Linked DNA regions of Mus musculus: region 1 is linked to region 2. The links are chromatin loops, found by intact Hi-C in ENCODE. Cell type or tissue: heart. All regions are shown on one strand.

The links. Hi-C counts contacts between places; a loop is a spot of excess contacts. Peaks named below come from ENCODE experiments on the same cell type or tissue, not always from the same donor. Only the 100,000 strongest peaks of a DNase experiment are listed, where the experiment ranks them.
Region 1: it touches region 2 in a loop (3-fold over the local background); 11 of 42 quality-filtered maps call a loop at or near these places.

The regions. Positions count from the first base shown.
Region 1 is chr5:93,322,473-93,324,972 of GRCm38, forward strand. No RefSeq gene overlaps it. Among named protein-coding and RNA genes, the nearest start is that of Ccng2, 56 kb to the left of the region's middle. In heart, a CTCF peak has its summit at 1,365 (motif pointing left); a DNase peak (open chromatin) is centred at 1,079.
Region 2 is chr5:93,205,245-93,207,744 of GRCm38, forward strand. It overlaps Ccni (cyclin I), which reads right to left and starts at 1,251. Exons shown (of 7, transcript NM_017367.3): 1 at 670-1,251. It overlaps 2010109A12Rik (RIKEN cDNA 2010109A12 gene), which reads left to right and starts at 1,274. Exons shown (of 3, transcript NM_029363.1): 1 at 1,274-1,479. The coding sequence starts at 1,436. In heart, no CTCF peak of the experiment used is centred here; DNase peaks (open chromatin) are centred at 727, 1,257 and 1,567; H3K4me3 peaks cover 2,159 bases; H3K27ac peaks cover 2,500 bases.

The DNA of each region.
Region 1 (2,500 bases), 120 kb after region 2:
TCATGCCTGTGTTTGCATAAGTCTAAATGACCAATAAAGACATAATAGGGTGGAGTAGGTCACCCAGGACTTACATCTGAGATAGTATTTAAGGAATAAGGCACACCTCTCAACTGCCTAACCTGAAGTACCTCTGTAGATGATATATAAGAGGTCTTGGGATTTGAACCCAAGACCTGCTTCTGCTATAAAATGAGAGAAAAACCATTATAGAATCTCTTCCCCTTGATGTCATCTGCATTTTTAGTCTACATGCATATTAAGTGCTCTAGGACCTGTTGGCACATGTGATTGGCTTTAGGTTCTATTCTCCTTCTTGATATGTGGTTAATACCTTGGGCATTGACTTCCTAAGGGGTCCAGTGGTCTTACTCACCTTTCTGATTGCTTTAGCCTTCACTTCTATTAAGACTGTTGTCTTCAGACCCCCATCTACTAATCATTTGTCTTGATTGTAATATCATCAGGTCTTACCGTATGTCCTTTCCTTTTGTCCCAGTACCATCTTGCAGTTTGCATTGTCTCTCTGATGAACCCTAGCCCAGATGAGTCGAGTTATCTGCTGTTCTCAGACTTGAAAATTAGAGCTTGGCCGAAAGTCTTTGGAAGGTTCAAGCTGCTAAACTCACCACTAGCTTAGAATTCAATTCTCTTAGCTACCAAATATAGCAGAGAGGAGGAGGGAAGGAGGCAGACAGTCATCCAGTAATCTCTTAATAAATGTAGACTTTCTAGAAGCTAACTTTGCCTCTTCTTGTAACGTGTTTCCCTTTGTCTTCTAAATTATAAACAAAACCTGAACCAGTAACTTACTATATGAGGGGAGTTGATTAAATTGCTGTTGGTCAGACATGGTTTCACCAATTCCTGCATCATTAAATATGACAACTGTGCAGCAGATATCTCTAAGATGGGCTCCAGTCACCAACTTCCTCATGTTCCTTTCTCAGTCTGTCCCTCTGGTGTTTCTGATTGGGAGATTAGAAGTCACGTGACTTTCCCTTAGCACAGACTCTGAGAGAAGAGTCTCTGTGGTGATGGGACTCTGGGGACACTCTGAAAAGCCTTCAGAGGATCTTAGGTGTCAGTTATGCAGCTGTGCACAGCTGTGATGAAGAACTTTTCCTTCAAAAGAGGGCTGGGAGAATTCACTGTGATTGCCACTAGCTCAGCTCATAAGCACAGCTCACTTGTGTTGTCTCTGTAAAATTGAGAATTACCTTACCTTTCTGACTAGAAATGGACCCTCTGTCCCTTGGTCATGTTCCTGGGAAACATTCACACTGCATTTCAATTTTTAGACTATTTTGCAATAGCAGTTCTGGCATGCTCTTTTTTTTTTTGTCTGTGGTTTCCAGGTGCCCTCTATTGGTAGATGCATTTAAAGCTCCAATTGGTGAAACTACAGATGGGAGACCAGGCTTTCCTCTATGGCTTTAGCCCTGTCTTAGTTTTATTCTCTGGGCTTTTTCTCATCTCTCTGGGGACATGCTTCTAGTTTCTGGCATCAATACTTAGCCACAACCATCCCCCTATCTTGCCCATCTGAGAGTACTTTCTCATTTGAATAATCTTGGAACTTGAACATTTGGGCTAGCCTTAAACACACACACACACACACACACACACACACACACACACACGCACACGCACACGCACACGTACACGTACACGTACACCCCTAAGCTCTTCCTGAACGACATAAAAGACCACTTATTCACACCCTCACCTCATCTCAACAGGGAGGTTGCTGCTGGAGTCTGCTTCTGTTCTCAGGGTATCCAGGAACACAGCACACTGGGCTGGACTGGAAGGAATGAAGTTTATCTGGGTGGGTGGATTAGACGGGAACGACATCAACAGAACTACAGGAGAAATAACCTTTACTGAAGATGGTTTTCAATGTATCAGCTCTCATCATTGGGGTTGTATCAACCTTGGGGAGTGGGTAGGGATTTTTGGGGTGAGTGTTCATCATTGGCTGAGGCTGAGGTCCTGGGAATGCTTCATTTGCATGAAGAGGAATTCCAGGTGCTTGCTGGACATGTCCTTATAGGGAGAGAGGGCATTTAAGCTGTAATTTGGCCATCAGGTTATGTGACTACCTCAAGGGTGGTGGAGATGGGGGTCAAAACTGTCACATGCACTGGAACATGCAGGCTCAGAGCAAGGAAGAAGCAATCCTACCCCTGCTTGTCTCAGGATGAGATTTTCAGGGTTTGGATGTGTCTGAACTCACTCTTGCTCCAAACCAGCTCCCCCAATTGTACAGCTTTCTGGACCCACAGGAGGTGATAGACAAAATACATATTCTGACAAGCCTAGCTAGGCCAAAATAATGAGCTGATGTACCTTGGAAAATTCCTCCTACCTCCTCCTTCTTAAATCACATCTTACATATTCCAGCATGTCTAAGATTTCATATAGCTTTCAGAAGGGGAGGGTCTTTTGAGAGTGGCCTTTTCTTACTTTCTGGAAAAAGAAAGTTTAGCAGGCCTAT
Region 2 (2,500 bases):
TTTGCTATTCTAAGACCTTCAGTTGATCCATTTACCTCGTTGATCTATTTACCTCACACTTTCCACGAATTTACTACACAATGTTCAACTTCTGCCTAAATGACCTGCGGTGGAGCAGGCTAACTCTGCAGAGAGCATTTAGCTCTTGCAAAATTCGGCATTTTTCTGTCCTTTATGATGCAACTCAGTTCCCTCACCTCTCTAGTTTCCTCCACCGGCCCAAGCCCTAGACGACGTTACACTCCCGCGCGCGGTGTGTGGGTGGCGGGGGGGGGGGGGGGTAGGGCAGAGGAAGATAACTATTGGCTTGACATTCACAATACTCTGCCCGGTAAATTATGTTCGGTGGTCACGAGGGATCGGTGGCTTCTGTGGGTGGGGGTGTGTCACCTTCTTTATTAGCACTGGCTCGCGGAGCCTGGAACTGGCACCCCAGTCGGTGACGGGCTGTGGCTACAAGTTACTTGGGGACCAAAAAAAAAAAAAAAAAAGAAAAAAAGGCCGGGCTCAAAGGAAACCCACGCAGCGCTGCCAGAGACGGCGAGGGGGTCCCCGAGGTGCCCAGGAAAGGTTCGCCGAGGGGACCGGTCCTCGGGGGAGCGGCGCGCGCCCCCGCGAGCTCCCACTCCAGCGGCGCGCACGGCGACCGCGCCGCGCCCCCGCCCTCACCTTCTTCTTCTCCTCCTCTTCCTCCTCCTCCTCCTCCCCGGCAGAGCTGTAGGCCTCACAGTGGTGACGCGGGGTCATCCGGGGGCCCGTTACCACCTCATGATCCTCGGCGCGCGGCAGCGGGGCGCGCGGGACCAGGGCCGGGCCGTCTGAGGAGGGAGAAGAGGGCAAACCGGGCCGGCGGGCGCGGGTACTCGGGCGGGACGCACGGCTGCGGCCGAGGGGTCACTCAGCGAACTAGTTCCATGATGACCCTGGGCCCGAGGCCGCCGCCGCCGGTCCCGCTCCTCCGACCGCCGCCGCTGGTGCCCGGGTGAGGAGGGGGCGCCCTCTCGCCATAGGGCGGCGGGGGCCGGGGAGAGGCGCGGGGTGAGGCCGGCTCTGCCCCTGCCCGAGGGAAACGCCTCCGAGGGGAAATGGTGGAAGGGGGGAAGGGGAAAAAAGAAAAGAAAAGGAAGGGGAAAGGGGGAGAAAATAAGAAAAAGCGAGACAGAGGCGCTGGCGCGTCCGCTCGCGGGGGAAGGCTGGGGAGGGAGGAGCGTACGAAAAAGCGCCGGCCGCCTAGCCCCGCCCTCGCGGACTGATTTCGGCCGCGCGTGTCTGTAAACAACGCCAGTGTTCTCGTCTCTTCCTGGCCACCTCCGGTGTCCCACGGACGCATAGGAGAGTTTGAACAAAGACGAACTTCCGTGTCTTATGGACGCACAGGAGAGTTTGAACAAAGACGAGCTTCCGGAGACGACCTGGGGAAGGCGCTGGGACTGGGATGAAAAGGGAAAGTGCATTTTGTGTGCACAAAGAGAAGGAAAGGTGCGCGGACTCTTTTTCCTCGGGCGCGCGGAAGAACCCCCGCCGCCTGTTCGGTGACGTAAGAGGCTTGTTAGCCGAGGAGGCGTGCAGTGGCCGGAGAGTGTGCTGCGCATGCGCCTCTGGAAAGAAAGGAGCCTAGCCTCAGGGAAGGGTTTCTGGGTGAGCGCCTGCGCCCAACCTAGAGTCTCCCAGTGTTTCCCAGCCCAACTTGTCCTTAGCCCTCCTGAACGAATTTATTAGACGTGGATGGAGATCTTTTGTGTAAAGATCACATTCTTTGTTGACCTTACGCAAAATTATGTTGTCCCGTTCCTATTAGTGAGTAAGGACATGCATCTTTTTAACCATCCTGTGGGTGATGGGAGACTGAAGCACTTTAGAATTAAGAAAATTAAGGGGATCATATCCTGCGTGCTTAAGGCTACTTGTAAAAACAGTGGATTAGACTACTGACGGCTTGGCTGTGCGCCAATGGAATTCTAGTCATGAGCCAGTATGTCTAGTATTTCAGGGTCCTGTTTATCACTAACTAGGTCCTTAACGAATGTGAACTAAATGTGTTTTATTTACTTGAGTACTTTTTACTCCAGTTGGTAAATTTTGCAAATCTTACAATGGTTCTACTTATGAAAAGAATGCAGATAGCTTTGGGAAGAAGGGGAGACCTGGAACTTAACCATTTACCTAGTCAAGCATTCATTTTACATCACTGGAAAAAAACAAAAACAAAAACAAAAAAAAAACCCGATCAGGTTTTTACAGAACTGGAATTAGCTTGAAAACAAAAGGCTCCTGTCTTCAAGGAGTTTGCAACTCAGGCACAGAGATACCCATTGATCACTGTATGAAATTACCCAAAAGACTGTTTTACTCTATAGCCATCCCCTCCCCATATGAACTCATGGATGGCCTGGATCTTGTATAGTTTGTTTTATACTGCATTTCTGTATGTGAAAGGCTCTCAGTATTTGATTTCTGACCTCATAAACAAGTGTCAGTAGCAGAAGGATTAAGATGGAAA